Regions from separate parts of the Homo sapiens genome. Here regions 1 and 3 are each linked to region 2. Evidence: read pairs that join two places in POLR2A ChIA-PET (ENCODE). Cell type or tissue: GM12878. All regions are shown on one strand. Each heading gives the region's core, and the rest is flanking DNA. Links, peaks and the distances in the headings are about the cores only.

Region 1 (8,112 bases), core at 1,369-6,368, 57 kb before region 2:
GGAGTATACCTTTTTGAATCATTCAACTTTTGAAATCATGTTAATGTTTTCCCCACTCAAAAATAATGAAACCAAATCAACAGGGATTAGGCAGGGGGTTGGTGGGGTGGAAGATACTAAAATAGAATTAAAACGAAATAAATGAACCTAACTGTATTTTAAAAGAAATAAAATAGCCACACTGAAAAGGAGAGAAAAAGACCTTTCCCAAGGAATTCTCAATTACACAGCACTCTGACTATGTATCCTCAGTCGGAAGACAATAAGAATTGTAAACAAATACTGAATTCTAAGTAATAAGTTTGTTTCTTACTGTAGTATGGGCTAATACTACTGAAACTATTTTTTGTGTAATTTAAGTTTGAGCAAATACACAACCCTAGGGCCTACCTGTAGAAGAAAATCACCATTTGCAACTATCATAATAGTAATTGATTTAGTAGTAAACATCATTGAATGCTAAAACTAGTATGTGAAAAGTTTGATGAGGAACAGGATATTTACATGGACTAAGAGTATTTCTCTGCAAGTGACTTACTAATGGAAAATGGAAATAGAAATAATTTTACAATAGACAGCCAGGCACAGTGGCTCACACCTGTAATCCCAGCACTTTAGCAGGCCGAGGTGGGTGGATCACCTGAGGTCAGGAGTTGGAGACCACGGTGAAACCCCATCTCTACTAAAAATACAAAAAGATTAGCCGGGCGTGGTGGTGGGCACCTGTAATCCCAGCTACTGGGGAGGCTGAGGCAGGAGAATCACTTGAACCTGGGAGATGGAGGTTGCACTGAGCCAAGAATGTGCCATTGCACTCCAGCCTGGGCAACAAGAGCGAAACTCTGTCTCAAAAAAAAAAAAAGAAAGAAAGAAAGAAAGAATTTTACAATAGACATACCTGGTGTATACCACCTTAACCAAATGTCTGTAACGTTATCAATCCTGGAACAAACTAGCATCAGAAATGATATGATGTGCTGAAAAAGACGCATCACCTCTTTAGTGTTCTTGTCAAAAACAAACAAACAAACAAACAAACAAAAAACCCATAAGCTAAATCTAATCATAAGGAAACTTTACACAAACTCAGATTGATGGGATTCTATAAAATAGCTGGCCTGTACTCTCCAAAATTGTTGAGGTCATGAAAGACAAAGAAAGGCTGATGAATTATTTTAGATTAAAGAAGACTAAAGAGATGAGACTACTAAATGCAGTATGATCCTGGACTGGAACCTAAACTGGAGAAAAAGAGCCCAAAGGATATTACTGGGTAATCGGCAAAATTTAAGTAGGGACTGAGGATTAGATAATAGTATTATATCAATGTTAAACTTCCTAATTTTGATCGTTGTTTTGTAATCAGGTGAGAGACTGTCTTTATTCTTAGGAAATTCACCCTGAAATATCTAGAGGTCAAGGGACATATCTGCAATGTTTTCTCAAATGTGAAAGACAAAGCAAAAGAAGCAAATGTTAACGGCTGGAGAATCTGGGTAAAGGGTGTTCAGGGATTTTCTGATATTTCTTGATTTTTTTTATATTCTTGCAATTTTTTGACATGTTTGACATTATATTAAGATTTAAAGTCACAATTATTTATTGATTTAAAAATTTTTTTGGGAGACAGGGTCTTGCTGTGTCACCCAGGCTGGAGTGCAGTGGCACCATCACGGCGTACTGCAGCCTCAACCTCCTGGGCTGAAGCAATCCTCCCACCTCAGCCTTCTTAGTAGCTGGGACTACAGGAGCACATCACCATGCCCAGCTAATTTTTTTTTTTTTTTTGTAGAGATGGGCATCTCGCTGTGTTGCCCATGCTGGTCTTGAACTCCTGGGCTCGAATGATCCTCCCACCCCAGCCTCCCAAAGTGCTGGCATTATAGGAGTGAGTCACCACACCCAGCGCAATGATTTTTTAAAATTAAAATTGAAAGAGCAAAAAATGGTATAAGGAATGTAACTAAAGATAAAAGAATTTTGTTATAGGCAGACAGTGTGTCTAAACTGAAAACCTAAGAGAATTTACAAATTATCTTAAATAGAATACTAAATAGTTAAAATGATAGCAAAATGATTATGTTCAGAAGGGTTACTGGCTATCAGATCAACTTACAAATATCAATGATATTCCATATATGAGTAATAATTAGAAAATATTAATCCCATCATCAATAGCAACATAACATTAAGGTACCCAAGAACAAATCTAACTTTTCTAGACGAAATTATTATCAAAGGACCTAACAAAGACCTGAACAAATTATAAATACTCCATGTGCATGGAGCAAAAGACTAAATACTGTAAAGAAATAAGTGATTTCCTAAATCAGTCTCCAAATTAAATGTAATTCCAATCAACATCTCAACAGGATTGTCATAAATTGTAAAATCAGATGGAAAAATAAAAGTCAAAAGATAGCTGAGACAAATTTTGAACAAAGAACAAGGAGGCGAAGTTCATCATATCTGATAACAAAATCATATGAAAGAATGTGGTATTTGCACAAAGATAGAAATAAACGTAAGCTGATCATGTGAATTTGATACATAATAGATAATGTGTCTCCAATCAGTGGGAAGGAAAGATAACTTTCTCAGTAAATGACATTAAGTGAGTTGACATTTCATAGGGAAAACTAAAATAATAGGCTGGACACAGTGGCTCATGCCTGTAATCCCAGCACTTTGGGAGGCCAAGGCAAGAGGATCACTTGAGTCCAGGAGTTCAAGGCCAGCCTGGGCAACATAGCTAGACCCCATCTCTGCAAACAATAAAAATAATTAGCCAGGCATGGTGATGTAGGCCTGTAGCTCCAGCTACTTGTGAGACTGAGGCAGGAGGATCACTTGAGCCTGGGAGGTCAAAACTGCAGTGAGTCATGATGGCGCTACTACACTTCCATCTGGGCAACAGAGAAAGACCCTGTCTCAAGAAAAAAAGAAAGAAAAGAATGGATCCCTACCTCACTCCATATTCAAAAATAAATTCCAAAAGTGTTTACAAACCTGACCATGGAAACCATTAAAATCATTTAAGAATATCTTATTTATGGATGCAGATGCATTTATATGTTACATAAAATACAAAGTTTATTTTAAAATGTGGACTAAGTTCACAATAAATTTATGATAGCTGTCAGCCAGGTGTGGAAGAGGAAGGGATTTCAACTATAAGTGTGAAATTTTCTCTTTTTTTTTTTTTTAAGTAGGGACAGAATCGGAATCAAATATGACAAAATAATTACATATGTTTGACTGGTGGGTAGTGGCTGTTTTTTGGCTTTTTGATTTTTTGTTTTGTTTTCTTTTTTAGATGGAGTCACCCTTTGTCACCCAGGCTGGAGTGCAGTGGTGTGATCTTGGCTCACTGAACCTCTGCCTCCAGGGTTCAAGCGACTCTCCTGCCTCAGCCTCCCAAGTAGCTGGGATTATAGGTGCATGCCACCACACTATGCTAATTTTTACATTTTTAGTAGAGACGAGGTTTCACCGTGTTGGCCAGGCTGGTCTCAAACTCCTGGGCTCAAGCAATCTGCCCTCCTTGACCTTCTAAAGTGCTGAGATTACAGGCGTGAGCCATGTTTTTTATATGATTTTTTATATTCTTGATATTGATCTTTTGAGTTTTGAAAAAGAAAATATTCATCTGAGTCTTCTGTTCCATGAAACTCAAACCTCTTTAATTCTTTGTGATCCACTGTTAGCCTCAGTCACTGGCTCTGCAGTTGTTTCCCAAATGTTTGGCTCCTTTTCCCCCTCATAATTACTGTGGGAATACAGTGTACGTCACTTAAAAAAAATAAGGCACAGCTTTGCTGTTTATTTACCTAGAGCTTTGTGTTTATGTTTGTTGAGTCCAGTGGATGGTGCCTTGGTGGGTGGATTGCTCATGACAGAGGATGGACAGCAATCTTGGGTCGTGGAGCATTTTGGTGGAGAACACTTGAGGAATCTGCCAAAAGCTAGCAGCTGGTCAGGCCCAGTTAGTAGGATTCTGTACTAGAATCAGAGAAATCACCAGCCTTCGACCAAATAGGGTCCAAAGCAGGGCTCTGCAGCCAAGTGATAACGGGACTTCGCTGTTCTGAACTTCCCCAGCTGTGTAAAGGGGAAAATGGCACCCACTTCAGAGAGAATTGAGAGGATGCAGTGAGATGCTGCATGTCAAATGCTTCATAAACCATAGTTCTCTTTTCTCTTTCACTTCAGTTATACCTCATGGGAACCACTTCAGAGTGGACTCTTGGAGATCCACAAATGGGGAAGTCAGTGTAACTTGGGGAGTCCAAGTTCTCACGTTTCTGAAGTCTGCAGTCCCTATTCCTTTTTCACCACCCAGAGGCATCCTCAGACATGAGTTGATAAGTCACGTCTCCAGGGACTTTTGAGTTCACTTTTTCAAAGTGGAGAAAGGAGTGGTTACTGGTGCAAGCAGCAGACCCTCTGCCTTGTGGCCTCCTGCTTGGAGGTTGGGGATTCTGGTTTCAGACACAGTCCTTCCTTGGGTTTTACTCATCTGTAAGGGATCCTGCTTGGCACAGCTCTGTTCCAAGAGGTGAGAGCCATCTATGCTGTTGTTCCCAGTTAATCATCAACAGAACCGTGGCAGAATGGAGACAGGATGAAGACTGTAGGCACTAGAGTCAAACCAGGTGTCTTTGAATCCCAAGTCAACTCCTTAGCAGCTAGTTAAGTCATGTTACTTCACTTCCGTGTGCCCCTGTCAAATGAGTATCATGATAGTTCCCACTCATAGGGTACTTGTGAGGATTAAATGTGTTAAGCCTGAAAAGTGCACAGAATAGAGCTTTGTACACATTTTAGACATTCAGCATGTTTTAACACGGCCATTGTTTTTCATGTTTTAACAACTTTACAAATGAAACGCATATTAGAGTTGATGGCATGTTACAATTACAAGTGGCAGCATTTTTTCTTTTTCGGTGGTATAGTTGGTGGCATCTTAGAATCAATGAATTAATTCAGCATGATATCTCCTTTTGCATAGGATATTGAGATGTACATCATGAGTGCATTTCAGTACTGAATAGTGTTTGCATATCAAATGTGAACACTGAACTGAATTCTGCCAAAGTCAAGTCATTGAATAATAAGCTATTCAGTTGTTCAGGCCTGGAAGGTTGTTTGTTAACTTTTTCCAGGGCACTGGCTGGCTTCCTAATAATGCAAATGACTTGATAGAACTCTGAAAAGGGAACCATTGAATCTTCTTCCCCTTGGACATCCAGAGCCATCATCTTTATAAAATGGATTTCTTACTAAAAATCCCTGGATGCCATCTATCTGATACACCTTCAAGGACAAAGTCTCAGCTAGTATTTTAGTTTTTTTTTTTTTTTAATGTGGGGCAAGGGGATAATAGGAGCTGAGCTTACAGAAAAGAAGTTAATGATTTCCAATGGACATGATTTCAAAGCAATTTCTGCCTTTTGATGCGCTGAAATCATTGCTTCCATCTGCTCCCCTACTTGTACACAGGGCTCTGCTTTTTAACCATGCAGTGTGTCAGCTGTTGCCCACCAAATTCTGCACTTGATCTTCTGAGACTGATGGCGATTCTCTATGAATAATATTAAGCTATTAAATCACATTTAAATCCTATTTCTCCACTAATACCTATTGAAGGCCTGTTTATATTCCATCAGATTTTTATGGCCATTTGGTACATAAATTTGTTAAATATAAACTTCATGGAGCTTCATCTGAAAATGTTTCATCTTGTTCCCAGTCCTGTAAAGACATGGTCATAAATACCTTTGGACTATGCAAACCATTATCTAGAGTAATTTTAATTATCTTTAGCTATGCCGATCAGATGATAATAAATAGATGTTGAAAAGCATCAGCAAAATGCCATCATGGAAGAGATACTCAGGGGTAAAACCAAATAATTGACCATTTGGTGCTGAAACATTTTATTATCATTCCTACAAAGGTTCAGAAATCTATCATGAGATTGGGTTTGTTATGAACTCAACATCACCTTGGTTGGGATGTCAAAACTAGAGTAAATTATTGAAATGAAATATGAAACATATTAAGGAACGTCCTCGGGAATGAAGGACACTGGAAAGACTGAATTTTCTAGTAACTTAATTTCGATCTATGGGTGAAGCTTTGTTTTCAGCACCCAGCTATATTTGCTTGGAACCATCTGGGTCTCTTGGAATAGATAATGTTAAACCAGATACACTAGTTGTACACGTGGTATGTCTTTATTGGGGGCTTTTGGTAACAGTTTAAGATAGAAAAAAAAGTATTGCTTTAAAAAAAAAGTGATCCTTGGTACTCACGGGTAACAACATTCTGCTTTGGCTAAGAGTTTACGTAACTGCATACTGTTCCCTATTTCTTTGTTGTTGTTGTTGTTTTGTATTTTTGTTGTTATTGTTTTTCTTTTGAGATAGAGTCTCGCTCTGTCGTCCAGGCTGGAGTGCAGTGGCCCGATCTCGGCTCACTGCAACCTCTGCCTCCTAGGTTCAATCGATTCTCCTGCCTCGGCCTCCTGAGTAGCTGGGATTACAGGTGTGAGCCACCACGCCTGGCTTGAGAGATGGAAGATCAGACTCGATTTGCTCATGTTGTTCCTAACCTTTATTCTAAACTGATAAAAATGTAAAGTCATCTGATTTCAAGACTGATTGTTCCCTTGGGTGTTCCTTAATTCCCTAGAGGCCGAGTAAATTCTTATGGTTTAAAGGCTCTTCCCCCTTGCTTTTCTATACTCCCTTGGGTTTGTTTTTAAAATGATAGTGTTCTGAACCAATTTTTTTTTTTCTTTTTGAGACAGAGTCTTCCTCTATCACCCAGGCCGTAGAGCAGTGGCACAATTTCAGCTCACTGCAACCTCCACCTCCTGGGCTCAAGTGATCTTCTCACCTCAGCCTCCCAAGTAACTGGGACTATAGGCACTTGCCACCATGCTCGCCTAATTTTTTAATTTTTTGTAGAGATGAAGTCTTCCTATATTACCCAGGCTGATCTTGAACCCCTGGGCTCAAGTGATGCCCCCACCTTGGCCTCCCAAACTGCTGGGATTATAGGCATGAGCCACCATGCCTGGCCCCAAATAATTTATATAAGCCATTTATCATAGTTCCTGACATATCATAGATGTTCAGTAAATATCAATTATCTTCCTCAGGCTGAGCATGGTGGCTCACGCCTGTAATCCCCGCACTTTGGGAGGCCAAAGTGGGTATCTTACTTGAAGTCAGGAATTCGAGACCAGCCTGGCCAACATGGCAAAACCCCATCTCCACTAAAAATACAAAAATTAGCCAGGCGCGGTGGCACACACCTGTAATCACAGCTACTCAGGAGGCTGAGGCAGGAGAATCACTTGAATACGGGAGGTGGAGGTTGCAGTGAGCTGAGATCATGCTGCTGTACTCCAGCCTAGGCGACAGAGTGATTGAGACTCCATCTCAACAAAAAAAGGAAAGAAAAAAACAGTTATCTTCCTCAATCCCTTTGTGTTAAGTTCCTAGTGGAAATTTGAGAAGTCCTTTATTTTACATTTAAAAGATAGGATGCTTTTAATGGTGCCTTAATTCATCGTACAAGAAACATTTGTTAAACATCTATTCGGCACCAGGGGTTGTTAGGCTGGTGGAAGGGACAGGTACTCTCATTGCAAGGCAGTGGGGTAGGCTCTATGGAGAACACATGCTAGAGGGTGAGAATGGGTAGACAGGCAAGATCGTGATGCAGGGAGAGACTGGTAGAGAACACAGGAGATTTTTGCAGTAGATCAGATGATAGAGAATGCAGCCCGAGATTTAAAGCAGTGACAGTAGAAATAGAGAGGAGACGCTGGGTGCGGTGGCTCATGCCTGTAATCCCAGCACTTTGGGAGGCCGAGGCAGGCGGATCACGAGGTCAGGAGATCAAGACCATCCTGGCCAACGTGGTGAAACCCCGTCTCTACTAAAAATACAAAAATTAGCTGGGAGTAGTGGTGCGTGCCCGTAATTCCAGCTACTTGGGAGGCTGAGGCAGGAGAATCGCTTGAACCAGGGAGTCGGAGGTTGCAGTGAGCCAAGATCACGCCACTGCACTCCAGCCTGAGAGTGATCTCCAGCACTC
Region 2 (8,112 bases), core at 1,806-6,805:
CTTGGGCCTTAGAATTTTCAACGAAAATTTCTCACAAAATTGCTAAACCTGGTTTTAGAAGGTATGGAACTAACTTTTGAGAAAAATAAATTCCACCATTTAGAGTCTCACTGTCGCCCAAGCTGGAGTGCAGTGATGCAACCACGGCTCACCGCAACCTCCACCCCTCCAGGCTCAAGCGATCCTCCTACCACAGCCTCCTGACTACCAGCACATGCCACCACACCAGCTATTTGTGTGTGTGGGTGTGTGTGTGTGGGTGTGTCGTGATGGGGATCTTGCAGTGTTGCCTAGGCTGGTCTCAAACTCATGGGCTCAAGTGGTCCACCTGCCTCAGCCTCCCAAAGTGCTGGGATTACAAGTACGAGCCACCACTGCACCCAGCCAACATTGTCTCCATTTTATAGATAAGGAAACTGAGGCTTAGAGAGTCTAAGTAACTGGCTGGAAGTTTCAGGAAGCCTGGATTCAAACCCCAAAGTGTCCTACCCCAAAGATTATGCTTCCCCTACACCAAGTAAGATTCCTTCAGGTAAAGCTAGACGTACAAACAACTGTTGTCTTTGGAAATCACTCTAAGAAATAGTTCCCTTCTTAAATATATCTTCCCAACCCCGAGTCTCAGTGACTAAATGATCTTAGGGAAAGACTGGTATGTAGAAAAAGAAGGGCCTTTGAGACGGTTGGTTACCTGATGTGATAGAATTCCACTCCTCATCTTTGGGGAGAAGTTTCCTCTTTACAAACATTCCAGAACATAGTGGATTGGCCAAAAGCAGCTTGGGTCTGTAAAAAAAACCAAAAACTAAAAACTAGCCATCCTCCATTAGAGAATAGAAACCTTTTATTATTTTTTTTCTTTTACACAAGGTCTCACTTTGTTGCCCAGGCTGGAGTGCAGTGGCACCATCACGACCCACTGCTGTCTTGACCTCCTGGGTTTAAGCCATTCTCCTGCCTTGGCCCCCTAAGTAGCTGGGACTACAGGTGCACACCATCACACCCAGCTAATTTTGGGTTTTTTTTTTTTTTTTTTTTTTTTTTTTTGTAGAGACGGGGTTTCACCATGTTAGGTTTCCCAGGCTGGTCTCGAGCTCCTCAGCTCTAACCATCTGCCCGCCTCAGCCTCCCAAAGATGACAGGTGTGAGCCACCACACCCAGCCCAGGAAGCTATTTTTAAAAAGAAAAAAAAAAGCCATTAGTCACCAAAGAACCCATCTACAGACCCTAATTCAGAAATATTCCTTTTCTCACTTTAGCATCCACACGATAGTCTTAGAGTTAAATAACTTGCCCAGGTTCACACAGTAGTTACTGGAGCTGAAATTCAAACCTGGGGGCAGGGCATGTGTTCTCTCACTTCAAAGCCTCCTCAGTTCATCTCTCAGTTCTGCTCCACAGATCTGAGGACCCCACAAGGTGCTCCCGGGCATGGTAAACAGTGAAATACATTGTATCAAACAGTGAAGGGAGAAACAGCCTGAAGAATCCACTCATCACTTTTACCTGCTTTATATACTGGGATTCCAAAAGTGCATTTGGAGAAACAAAATGAGTTCTGAAGCTCAAATAAGTTTGAAATCTAAAAGTGGAAATATTTTATTGTCTTCAAATTACAGACTGATTGGCTTATTGAACATCTCTACCCTGGTTTCTGTTCGACAAGTTGGAGGCCTAAATTTCCCAAAATAATACAGTACACAAGGAGCAAGCTAGACTTAGGGACAGTTAATCTGGTGCTGATCACTGTTGGCATGCTGCAACTCATCGAGATATTTGTCAGCCTATTATCAGCTTTTGATTTAATAAACTTAAGCTATCTCTAGGCCAAATTGTAGATCCTCGGTAGGAATGCAGGCTGTTAATGCCTCCCCATAGCCTTCGTCTAAAGAGCACTGCTAAAATCAGAGTGGAGAACAGCCTCAAGTTCAAAGGCTGCAAACCGAGCCAGGTTCTAATAAGCTCCCTTTATGGGAGGAGCTGGGTTCTTGGCCTCTCACTGTCTCATGTATTAAGGTGGGGTCCTCTCCAGTGTGCCCTTGAATGACCTTATTGCTTTTGATTAGAGGTTACCTTGAACTATACTCATATTGCCAAACGGAACAGGTTAGTGTTCTGCAACAGGATGTTAGGGAGACAGCTCTTGTTGCTCTGGAACTGGGAACCAGGCCCAAAGCTGGGGACAAAGAGGAATTGGGACTCCACATTCACCAGGCAGCTGCTAATCACCAGTGGCCCAGATGACCCTCTTCCCACAGCTCTGGTTGCCCCTATCTTCCCCTTCCCTAGGCCCTATGTGGAGATGAAGGAGGGGAGTTTGTAGTCATTGGGAGTATACTTCTTGCCTCACCCCAATCCCATGTGACAGGAGTAGTATTCTGAGAGAATCAACTACAGTAGCTGGGGCATCTGCAAAAAAAAGCTGGCTATAGGCCCAGTGCAGTGGCTCTAATCCCAGCACTTTGGGAGGCCAAGGCGGGAGGATCACTTGAGGCCAGGAGTTTGAGACCAGCCCAGACAATATAGCAACAGCCCATCTACAAAATATTTTTAAAAATTAGCTGGGCCCAGTGGCACATGCCTGTGGTCTTAGCTACTCAGGAAGCTGAGGTGGGAGGATTGCTTGAGCCTAAGAGTTCAAGGCTGCAGTGAGCCATGATTGCACCACTGCACTCCAGCCTGGGTGACAGAGTGAGACCCTGACACACACACAAAAAATAGTTGACTGTTTGCTGAGCCGGGAACTTGCAGGCCCACCCTCAATGCTGCCATCCTGCAAGACTTGGGTGATACTAATAAGTGTCCCCAAAAGCTTGCAGAGGAACGTAGAGATTGCACCTGCTGCCCATCTGGAAATTTCTAAAGGAGTTTTTGAAGGAGCCCATGGCTAGGGCTGAGATGGAACCATGGGAGTGTGAGCTTGGGAATAGCACGGGGGCATCCCCTTGGGCATTATTGAAAATGCAGGTAATAGTGGGCTACTTTTAGTAGCTTGCTTATGAGAATTCTGGGGTGTTTTCTGTGTCTCCAACCAGTTCAATTCTCCAGCACCAGCTATGTGTCCAACAATTCAATTCAATTAGACACTGTCTATCTGGAGTTAGCATCAGATCCCAGTCCCACAAAGCTGCCCCACTTCTCACTGACAGGCTATAGGCCGGGCACAGTGGCTCATTCCTACAATCCCAGCACTTTGGGAGGCCAAGGCAGGTGGATCACTTGAGGCCAGGAGTTCGAGACTAGCCTGGCCAACAGAGTGAGACTCCATCTCTATTTTTTTTACTAAAAAAAATTTTTTTTTTAATCTGGGGTCTCCACGACTCCTTCCTCAGGCTCAATAATTTGCTAGAAAGGCTCACAGAACTCAGGAAAACATTTACTTAGATTTACCAGTTTATTATCAAGGATATGACTCAGCAGCAGGTAAATGGGAGAGAGGCATCAGGTGAGGTATTGGGGGGTGGGGACTTGGGGCTTCCGTGCCCCCTCTGGGTGTGCCATCCTCCCAGCAGGTCAGTGTGTTTAAGCGTTTATGGAGCTCAATCCCAGCACCCCCTCCCTCCCTAGAGGTCAGTGGATGGGGCTGAAAGTTCTAACCCCCTAATCACCTGGTGTTTCTGGTGACCAGAGCCATCTTGAGGCCATCTAGGGCCCCTCACCTGTGTATGTGATCTGAAGGAGCTTGTTATGCATCCCAAAAGTCACCCCCATCACTCAGGAAATTCCAGGAGTTTTTGGAGCATTGTCTTAGGAAGCAGTGACAAAAACCAAATCTATTTTGTATTACATCACAAGGATGAAATGAGAAAGCGAATCTGAAGTGCCTGACACAGACTCTGGTACGGAGCAAGCACTTGAAAACGTTAGCTCCTAGGGTGATTTTTCCCAGCTTCCTTCCTTGACTTTCCTCTGGCCACCTCTCTTGCAAGTTCTCATTTGCTTTCATCTTCTCCCCAGTTCCTAAAAGGCATCCTGGGGGCTAGAAACCATAGGCTTTTTTTTTTTTTTTTTTTTTTTTTGAGATGGAACCTTGCTCTGTCTCCCAGGCTGGAGTGCAGTGGTGCGATCTCAGCTCACTGCAACCTCTGCCTCTCGGGTTTAAGCGATTCTCCTGCCTCAGCCTCCTGAGTAGCTGGGACTACAGGCATGCGCCACCATGCCTGGCTAAATTTTTTGGATTTTTAGTAGAGACGGGGTTTCACCATGTTGGTCAGGCTGATCTCCAACTCCTGACCTCAAAAGATCCGCCCTCCTTGGCCTCCCAAAGTGTTGGGATTACAGGTGTGAGCCACGGCGCCTGGCCAAAACCATGGACTATTACATTGTTTTGTGTGATGTGCTCAAATTTCTCATTTGCCTCGTCCCTCTTCTTAAAGCAATGAGTTTCAAGTGTTTGTGGCACTGAACTATAACTGAGAAGGGTACAAAACAGAAACATTCCCCTTGCCACAGCTGCCTTTCAGTGCCTTTCTACACATCAGATGCACCTTATGAGTCAAACTCCTTTAAGAGAGTCATTTTGCAGAGAAAAAACACAAACCGCTCAGGGTTTGCGGTGCATTCTAGTGCCAAGAGCAAATGCTTTAAAAATAGCACTTTAGGTATTAACTGCTAACAAAGCAAGAATTGACTGCTTCTGGCATGATTTGCATTTAGGGTTTTGGTTTGTTTTTTTTTAAGTTGATGCATAGCAGTTGACCTTTTAAGTCAAGTTTTAGGTCAGTTCTCCAGCACATTCTGAAAGCTCCTTAGTTTTGTCTCTTTTTTAAAAAACAGCTTTATTGGCTGGGCACAATAGCTCACCACTGTAATCCCAGCACTTTTGGAGGCCAAGGCGGGTGGATCACCTGAGGTCAGGAGCTTGAGACCAGCCTGGCCAACATGGCGAAACCCCATCTCTACTAAAAATACAAAAATCAGCCGGGTGTGCTGGCACGTGCTTGTAATCCCAGCTACTTGGGAGGCTGAGACAGGAGAATTGCTGGAACTTGGGACGTGGTGGTTGCAGTGAGCCGAGATTGCACCATTGCTCTCTAGCCCAGGTGACAGAATGAGACTCCGTCTAAAAAAAAAACCCAAAAAAACAGCTTTATTGAGATATAGATCACATACCATACAATTCAGCCATTTTGAATGTATAGTTCAGTGGATTTTACTATAATCACATGTTTACCTCACCACAATCAAATGTAAAACATTTTCATCACCCCACAAAGAAACCTCATATGTTTTAGCTATCATCTCCCTACCCTCTCCCCTCACCCATCTCCCAAGCCTCAGCAACCACACTGATCTACTTTCTGTCTCCATAGATTTCCCTTTTCTGGGCATTTCATATGAATAGGGTCACTTAATAAGTGGTCTTTGGGGACTAGCTGCTTTGAAAGCTCCTTGGTTTTATGTGTATCCCTCTTAAGATTCAAGTTCAAGGAATCCTACATTAATTCAGGGCTAAACTTTACTTTCATTGGAGGGGAATGAGAATGAGATCTGCAACACCTTGGAGTCTTCAGGAGAAGTTCCAGGATGGAGAGAAAAAAATCTGACATGTGATATGTGTTGTTCATCCATCCCTATTTTAGGGCTGAGGGTTATAGTTACATAATGTAGCAATTCCTGGCTGGAGTTCCTGCTTAGCCTTTTTTCATTTAGCATTTATCAAAAACTTCTCATTTCAATTAACAGGGCAAGCCCCTGTTGGCTATTGCCCTTTGTGGTTCAAATTGAGAGTGTAATTAATCATGGAGACTTCATATCTCAGTGAACGTCAGCTAATAAGATTGCCTCCAAGATGCAAGCTCAGCCCCAGCTGGACCAAGCTCTCCTGTGGGCTTCTCCTTGCACCTTCCAGGTGGGAGACTGATTCTATCCAAAACGAGGACGCAGTTTTACACGGGCTGCTCAAACAAGCCCTTTGCTCTGCCTTGTCCCAGTGCGAGATGGATGAGGCCTGCAGGTGTGGCTGATCCTATAGAGTGGACGCCTTCTAAAGATGTGCCGAAGTCCATCTGGCCCCAGGGAAACAGCCCTGGCACCAGCTCAACCCCCTCGATACAGATGGGCTTTAACTACAAGGGTCCAATTTGCCATCTGCCAAGCCTGGAGAGAATCGGTAGCATCCGGAGCCAGAGATCTCATTGTGGATGAATTTATAAAACCCTGGCTAGAAGAACTTGCAGCCCCACGCGTTCCCCACCAGCCAGCTGCCGGGCCGAGAGGAGCTGGGCAGGGCCCTTGAGGCAAGAGCATCGCTTGCAGAGAAGTTCCACATCCCCCAGCGGAGCCAGATGCCACTACTGGGGTTCGGTGCTCCGTGACCACATGAGTGAGCTGGAAGAGTGACCGCGGAACCTAGAAGACTTGCCTTGTAAAAACCTCTCTGACTCATGTTATGGGTTTGTGTCCCCCCAGAAAGCTAGGTTGACGTCCTAACCCCCAGAATGTGAACTTACTTGGGATAGGGTCTTTACAAAGGTAATCAAGTTGAAGTGAGATCATTAGGGGGACCCTAATCCAGTATGATGGGTGTCCTTATAAAAAGGAGAAATTTGGAGCTGAGTGCAGTGGCTCACGCCTATGGTCCCAGCACTTTGGGAGGTCAACGCAGGCGGATCTCTTGAGGTCAGGAGTTCAAGACCAGCCAGGCCAACATGGTGAAACCCCATCTCTACTAAAAATACAAAAATTAGCCAGGAGTGGTGGTGGGCGCCTGTAGTCCCAGCTACTCGGGAGGCTGAGGCAGGAGCATTGCTTGAACCCAGGAGGTGGAGGTTGGATGGCACCACTGCACTCCAGCCTGGGTGACACAGCAAGACTCTGTCTAAAAGAAAAAAAAGGTTGGGGGGAATTTGGACACACAGACAGACAAGCACAGAGGGAAGACGATATGAAGATGCAGTGAGAATGTGATGACTTCACTCCAGTGATGCTTCTACATGCCAAGGAACGCCCAGGGGAAAGGCATGAAACAGATTCCTCCTCACAGCCCTTGGAAGGACCAGTCCTGATGACACCTCGATTTGGGGCTTCTAGCCTCCAGTACTGTGAAACAATAAATTTCTGATGTTTAAGCCACCAGTGTGTGATTATCTTTTTGTTGTTGTTGTTGTTGTCTGTGATACTTGATACAGCAGGAAACGAATAGACTAGTGGAACCAACCCTCCACCCTAAATAGGTACGAATGAAAAACACATATCACATGTTAGATTTCTTTCTCTGCATTACGGAACTTTTCCTGAAGCCTCCAAGGTGTTGCAGATCTCATTTTCATTCCTCTCCCAATGAATGACCATTTCAACCAGGTAAAATTTAGCCCTGAGTTAATGTAGGATTTCTTGAACTTGAACCAGGGAGGAAGAGAGCCCTGCCCTGGCTTGGAAGATTACTGGAAGGAAAGGACAGCGTATGCCTCTGTATGCCTTTCAGCCCTTCACAAGGAGAGCTTGTAAGTCACCTTTAAGATGCGTGAAGGCTGCCGGACTTTGAGGCTCACCCATCCTGCCATTGGGAGGTGGCTGCCCAGTACATGCACCGTTCAAGGAGGGCCCCCTGCTTGGCTGGGACCACGAGGTTCCAGAGGCCCCCAGGTGAAATCGCCTAAGGGAGCGGCCCATGACAGGGACAATCTGCTCTGCTCTCTGCTTTCGTCCACTTGGAACAGAGTGTTCCTGCCTCTGAAACATAAGAGAAAGGGGGAAAGACATTGGTACTGAGCACTGAAGACTGTCGGTTCACCTGGACCCAGAACCCAGTCATAACATCCCACAGAACAAGAACCCTTCTCTCGCAATTCCTCCAACCACCATACTTACGGACACTGGCATGTGACAGCTTCCAGAAAATGGAAATGCCCACCCAGGCTTTCACTCACACAAGGAAACCTGCATGCTGTTGGGCAGTCATATTTTTTATTTGAGATGATCAGCATTTTTCTGTACATTTGACTACAGGATAACAATAAACTCATAGTAATCCTACAGCCCCTGGGACATTCCCACTGCCTTTCTTTGGAGGAGCTTAATAAGATTTGAACAAAGTGCACTACAGCATCTCTCAGGGCATCCTTGTATCATGTGCTTATCACTTTGGGATGTCTCCTGTGCATCACGCA
Region 3 (6,736 bases), core at 1,705-6,704, 76 kb before region 2:
ATATCACCCTGGGCAATAAGCAGTGGCCATTGATTGACAAAGCAGGTGGCATCATAGGTGGAACTAATAAGTCAGAAAAAGCACCAATTCCCCCTTCCCTTGCACTTGCTTGAACCTCAGAGTCGGTGATGCTTTACTCAGATGAAAACCAGATGGGTGATTTGGAAGAAGGCAGCCAGCAGGCTGAGTGTTGTGTTGGTTTTCTCTTGCTGTGTAGCAAATCTCCCACAAATTTAGCAACTTAAAACAACACAAGTGGCTGGGTGCAATGGCTCATGCCTATAATACCAGCACTTTAGGAGGCTGAGGTTGGAGGATCGCTTGAGCTCAGGAGTTTGAGACCAACCTGGGCAACACAGTGAGAGCTCATCTCTACTAAAAGTAAAAAAAATTAGCTGGGTGTGGTGGTGCATGCCTGTGATCCCAGCTGTTCAGGAGGCTGAGGCGGGAGGATTGCTTAAGCCCAGGAGGTCAAGGCTGCGGCGAGCTGAGCTATACTGCATTCAAGCCTGGGCAACAGAATGAGGCTCTGTCTCAAAAAAGAAAAGAAAAGAGAAGAGAAGAAAAATAACACAAGTTTGTTATCTTGCAGTTTCCATGGGTCAGGAGTTGGAACCCAGGCTAGCTGGGTCCTTGGCTCAGGCAACTCACCAGGTAGAAATCAAGGCATCAACCAAGGTTCTAGTTTCACCAGAAATGCAGGGTCCTCTTCCACGCTCACTGGTGGTTGGCAGGATTCATTCCTTGTGGTTGAAGGACGAAGGTCGCGTTTTCTAGCTGGTTCTTCTCCGGCTGTCACTCTCAGTTCCCAGTAGACCTCTCTTGGGTCCTATCCACGTGGCTATCTCACAACTTCAAAGCCAACAAAAGAATCTCTGCTTTTTCTAAAGTGAAGTCTTGTATACACTCTCAGGAGTGACTGACTGTCTTGTCTTTTTGCTATCAATCAAAAGCTGTGCTCCCTCTGAAGGTTCTGGGGGGCAACCAGGGGAGTGACAGCCCATCATATCCCCAGGTTCTGCTCACACCCGAAGGGAAGGATTACACAGGATGTGTGCACCAGTGGCTGGGACTCTGGAGGCCATCTCAGAATTCTGTCTGCCGTGGGTTTTTCAGTCTTTCCTTCATATGCTGTGGGCCAAATGGGACTTTAGACATTCAGCATTTCCAAATGACTGTTCCTTAGAGAGCACGGGATGCTTCAGCAGCCCTTAGACATCTTTTTCTGTTTTAGCCAATGGCTGACGACCCTAGTGTCTCTCTTCTTGGAGCAAGTTCAGGTGTGGTTACATCAGGGTTCCCAACGTTTTTTCCACCCCCACACTCCTGACAGATCCCTCGGTGATATAGAATCCCTCCACCCAAGGACATTTATCAGGATCTTTAGGGAACAGCGCATATTTTGAGAAAAAGTCCAGGGTTGGAAAGTGGGGTTCCCGTCTCCCCATTGACATTGAGAATGACTAGGTTAGATGGTATATTCCTAGTGGAAGCAAAAGTCTTAGTTACAGAAAGCATTATTTGAGCAAACCTAAACTAAAGGAGATGCTTTAACACCTGAAGAAGCTGGGTAAAGCGGGGGGGGGGGGTAAAGAAGAAGGGGGGTGACTTTGATGACCACCATTCCTAGTGGTGCTGGTATTAGGGGGGCACCCTCCTGTTAGAGTGTGAGCTTACCACATGGTTGGTGAGCCTGGGACACAGATAGCTAATGGTAATGGTGACAAAGGAGATACGCGCTGTGATAAAGGGACAAACAGAATGCTGCCAGCATGCATGGGATAATCATTCCGAAGTGGTACTTGAGATGGTCTTTGAGTAAGATTTAGGAAAGAAATTTCGGGCTGAGAGTACCATGGCCAAAAAAAAAAAAAAAGACCTGACAGCAGGAAGTTTTCCAGGGAAGGGGGAGTGGACCTACCTAGATTTAGGGTGGGTCCAAATCCAATGACTTTTGTCCTTGTAAGAAGAGAAGAGAGCACAGAGACCCAGAGGGAAGAAGGGGATGTAAAGACGGAGGCAGAGACTGGAGTGATGCACCCACTCCCGGTGCCACCAACAGCTGGAAGAGACAAGGACAGATTCTCTCCCAGAGTCTTCAGAGGTAGTATGGCTCTGCCAACACCTTGGTTTCAGGCTTCTGGCCTCCAGAACTGTGAGAGAATAAATTGCTGCTGTTTTAAGCCACGCAGTTTGTGGAATTGGCTACGATAATTCTAGAGTACCAGTACAGTCAGGGAGAACATTCGCGTTCATTCTGGACCTTTCAAGTTTGATGAACCTGTAGGGTCTTTGTTGGGGATGGCCAGTGGGCACCTGGAAATGTGAGAGGAGTTGGAATTTGCGATGTTGATTTGGGAGGCATCTGCCAAAAAAGAAAAAAATCATGAAAAGTCAGAAGCAGATGAGATCACCAGGGGAGAGGGTTTGGATCAAGAAAAGAGGCTGTAGGTAGGGTAGGACCTGAGGGATCTCCTGTAGGGAAGGAGTGGAGGAGGGAGGAAAGGGTGAACTGCTGCTCAGGATGGAGGAGTTGCTCAGTCATATTGCAGTGTAGAGAGGTCTCCAGGGTGCAAATGGAAGAGTGATGCTGCTTTGGAAATCCTTTGATGATCAGGTGGGAGGTGGAAAAAGTAGAGACAGGAAGCACTGAAACTGAATACTCTTTTTTTTTTTTTTTTTTTTTTTTGAGATGGAGGCTTGCTCTGTCGCCCAGGCTGGAGTGCAGTGGCGCAACCTCAGCTCACTACAACCCCCGCCTCCCGGGTTCAAGCGATTCTTCCCGCTCAGCCTCCCGAGTAGCTGGGATTACAGGCATCTGCCATCATGCCCAGTTAATTCTTGTATTTTTGTAGAGATGGGGGTCTCACCATTGGCCAGCCTGGTCTTGAACTCCTGACCTCAGGTGATCCACACACCTCGGCCTCCCAAAGTGCTGGGATTACAGGCATGAGCCACCATGCCCGGCTACTGACTACTCTTTTAATAAGTTTTTTTATGAAGACAGAAAGAGATACGGAATTGATTATAGATGGGGGAAGAAATAGGATCAAGGGAACTTTGTGCTTATTTATTTTTTAAGACTGTGTCTCTTTTCATTATATTTTTAGGCTGTGGGAAGGAAGCAGGGAAAAGATGCAAATAATCAATGAAACAAGGTTCCAGAGAAGAGCTTACAAATAATTTGTACTGTGCACCTACTATGTGCCAGTCACTGTGCTGGGGTTTAGCTGTGTGATCTCATTGATCTTCTGAACACTCCTACAGAGCGGAAAAGGATTGTCCCCATTCTCCACCTGGGGCAACTGGGGCTGAGAACAGTAAAATAACTTGCCCAGGTTGATACATCTTGGATTTGAGCCCAAGTCAGCTGGCTCTGATGTCTCAGTGCTTTTCATTATATTATTTCTCCACTGAAAAAGAGGAGGATATATCTTTCTCGGATTCACAAAGAATAAGAAACGTAAAGAAATAAGCAGATTTGTAATGGAGGAAAGGGATGTGTCAGTGTTTCTATCATGCAGTTCATGTCCTCATTAAACTATGACTCAAAGTGATCAGCTGCAAGGGAGAGGGGAGAAAGGGTGAAGCCAGGCAAGGGACCTTGAGAGGGTAAGGGATGTAGGATAGATCAGTGGATGAGATATAACAGGGAGCCAATCAGGAAGAAATAAAAGACCTTGCTTTAAAGCTAAGCTTCCGCTAGGATTAGTGGGCTGGATTTTTGGAGAAACCAGCCTGCATGGGGGAGGCAGAAGGTTATCTTAACATGGACATCACCCCTGAGAGATTTCAGTGACGGCACTGAAGAAGCCCAGAGCCACAGATAATTCTGATTTTAACTCAAGACACCCGCACACCCCAGGACTCTGAGAACGAGTCATCAGACATCCCAAGGGGATTATCAGCCCCAACCACCTGCCGAAGGAGAAAGTACTGACCCGCTTGGAGTTACCAGGAGCTGTTCTCTGGCCACCCTGCTGAAGCCAGGTGCACTACTCCTAGCCTCGTGGCAAGGTTGCCATTCTGATATGAAAATAACCAAAGTCCCCACTCAAAAATAACAACATCTGCTAATTTGCATGGGAGTTTTGCATTTCATAATTGGGTTTAATACGCAAATGCTAAAATTCATGTGTTGGGCTAGCTAAGTGGTTTAGAGGTTCAGTGGGTAAAAACTCCTCACAGTGTTCCACTCTGGTGCACCGAGACCCACACCCACGCTCCACAACTCTGTACTCTCCCCACTCCTTGGTTTGACTCTCATATGAATTATGGGATAAAAAATACAAAATCGATTTACCTAAAGGCTTGTCGTGTCTAAGAGGGTCTCAGCCAGGGCATCCCCCCACGTTCTCATGTCTGCTTTGGGGCTCTGAGTCCTCCAGCGTCTTCATTTGAGATGAGCAGCTGCTCCTTGGTGCTACCTGAACCCGGATATAAGGGCAGCGGTTATGGAGTGAGAAGTTTGAGAGGAGACAGCAGAGAGGGTGTTAATGAATAATCGCAGGGCCTTGTTCTCCATAAAGGCAATTACTGGGATTGATTGTTTCCGTGTTTCCTTAGTCACGGTTCAGATCCCTTGTTTCACTCAGATTAAGACAGATGCGTGCTGAACGCGTCCTGGCATGTGATGTCAGGAGAATTATCGATGGCACGTCCCAGGCCTCTGTCTTCTCGTGCAGGTGCCACCAGGGGTCTCAGCTGGGCTGAAAGGGGAGCGTGGTCATTGTGCGGCTGAAGCATGTGTGTGCTATAGCCAGGTGGTTTTCCAGGTTGAGCATGCCTCAGCATACACTGGAGGGCTTGGTAAACAGATTGCTGAACCCCACCTCCAGAGTTTCTGATTTAGTTGGTCTGCTGAAGAATTTGCCTTTCTTTCTTTCTTTCTTTTCTTTCTTTCCTTCTTTCTTTCTTTCTTTCTTTCTTTCCTTCCTTCCTTCCTTCCTTCTTTCTTTCTTTCTTTCCTTCCTTCTTTCTTTCTTTCCTTTTTTTTTTTTTTTGAGACTGAGTCTCACTCTGTTGCCCAGACTGGAGTGCAATGGCATGATCTCAGCTCACTGCAACCTCCACGTCCCAGGTTCAAGCGATTCTCGTGCCTCAGCCTCCCAAGTAGCTGGAATTACAGGGGTACACCACTACACCTGGCTAATTCTTGTATTTTTAGTAAAGACGGGGTTTCGCCATGGTGGCCAGGCTGGTCTCAAACCCCTGACCTCAGGTGATATGCCTGCCTTGGTCTCCCAAAGTGCTGGGATTACAGGCATGAGCCACCGTGCCTGGCCAAGTATTTGCATTTCTAACAATTCTGGGCTGCTGGAGCTGGTCCAGAAACTCCTCTTTGAGAACCACTCAGTATGGTGAAGAGTATGGACACTGAGACCTGGCCACCTGGCTGCATGAGACTGTAGGCCATTTACTTACCCTCTCTGCACCTCCATCTCCTCATCTTTAAAGCAGGGGGGGATGGTAATAGTACCTCCTTCACGGGATTGTTGCCAGGAATAAATGAGTGAGAGCATCAGAGCATTTGTAGCAGTGTCTGGTATAGACAGTATGTGAGTACTGGAATCATGTATAAGGGATCCAGCCTCTTGGGACTGTGATGCTATCAGGCCAAGTCTGGTTTCCCCAACACCCACAGATCCCAATGCAGGTGCTGGGTCATTTTGCCCATTAGCCGTCAATCCCATCTCTGGTGGCCAAGAAAGTTAATGCCCAGCTTAGGGCTAGCTAGAGCGTGGTTACACCAACATCCATCAAAATTCTCTTCTTAAGCCACCTTAACCCTTCACATCTACTGAATGCATAGGACTTGACTCAGCGAGACTGGGGCTGTAGGGCTGGGTTGCATTTGGGGTTTCTGTCCCTCGTGTGGACAAAGACAAAGACAGGGGCTGCCTTTTCTGGTTCAGTTTCTACCCATGGATGCTGTCTGCTGAATGCATTCTTGCTGCCCAGTATTATACATTTTTAAAACATCATTTTATTAATATTTAACCCTCACAGTGTTGCTCTTAGGTAATAATTATTACTCCTGTTTTAACTCTGTTGGGGTTCAGAGAAGTTAAATGACTTATCCAAATTACATATTAAAAGCCAGGTCTCGCCCGGATGCAGTGGCTCATGGCTGTAATCCCAGCACTTTGGGAGGCCGAGGCGGGAGAATCGCATAAGGCCGGGAATTTGAGACCAGCCTGGGCAACAGAGAGAGACCCTTGCCTTTACCAAAAAAATTTTAAAAATCCGCCAGGCATGGTGTCACACACCTATAGCTGTAGTCCCAGCTACCTGGGAGGCTGAGGTGGGAGGATCGCTTGAGCCCATAGGTCAAGGTTACAGTGAGCTGTGACTGCACCACTGCACCCCAGCCTGGGTGACAAAGTAAGACTCTGTCTCAAAAATAAAAATAAAAAGAAGGCCGGGCGCCTGTAATCTGTAATCCCAGCACTATGGGAGGCCAAGGTGGGCAGATCTTTTGAGCTCAGGAGTTCGAGACCAGCCTGGCTAACATGGAGAAACCCTATCTCTACTAAAAATACAAAAATTAGCCGGGCTACACGGAAGGCTAAGGCATGAGAATCACTTGAACCTGGGAGGTGGAGGTTGCAGTGAGCCGAGACCACACCACTGCACTCCAGCCTGGGCGACAGAGCAAGACCCTGTCTCAAAACAATAAAAAATAATAAAATTTAAAAATTAAAAATAAAATTTAAAATTTAAAATAAATTTAAAA

Evidence for each region. ChIA-PET counts read pairs that join two places held together with the same protein. Peaks named below come from ENCODE experiments on the same cell type or tissue, not always from the same donor. Only the 100,000 strongest peaks of a DNase experiment are listed, where the experiment ranks them.
Region 1: POLR2A ChIA-PET joins it to region 2 with 13 read pairs; 5 of 35 experiments call an interaction of 5 or more read pairs at or near these places.
Region 3: POLR2A ChIA-PET joins it to region 2 with 22 read pairs; 5 of 35 experiments call an interaction of 5 or more read pairs at or near these places.

Annotation. Positions count from the first base shown.
Region 1 is chr17:67,590,105-67,598,216 of GRCh38, forward strand. The region is part of intron 5 of PITPNC1 (phosphatidylinositol transfer protein cytoplasmic 1); the gene reads left to right. Among named protein-coding and RNA genes, the nearest start is that of MIR548D2, 120 kb to the left of the region's middle. In GM12878, for the core only: no CTCF peak of the experiment used is centred there; a DNase peak (open chromatin) is centred at 4,267; H3K27ac peaks cover 2,411 bases.
Region 2 is chr17:67,646,447-67,654,558 of GRCh38, forward strand. The region is part of intron 6 of PITPNC1 (phosphatidylinositol transfer protein cytoplasmic 1); the gene reads left to right. Among named protein-coding and RNA genes, the nearest start is that of NOL11, 67 kb to the right of the region's middle. RefSeq lists enhancers at 4,154-4,313, 4,994-5,073. In GM12878, for the core only: no CTCF peak of the experiment used is centred there; a DNase peak (open chromatin) is centred at 4,505; H3K4me3 peaks cover 1,235 bases; H3K27ac peaks cover 4,270 bases.
Region 3 is chr17:67,570,892-67,577,627 of GRCh38, forward strand. The region is part of intron 4 of PITPNC1 (phosphatidylinositol transfer protein cytoplasmic 1); the gene reads left to right. It overlaps LOC124904045 (a long non-coding RNA gene), which reads right to left and starts at 4,454. Exons shown (of 3, transcript XR_007065879.1): 1 at 4,304-4,454. In GM12878, for the core only: a CTCF peak has its summit at 4,705 (motif pointing right); DNase peaks (open chromatin) are centred at 3,615, 4,030 and 4,630; H3K4me3 peaks cover 2,326 bases; H3K27ac peaks cover 4,979 bases.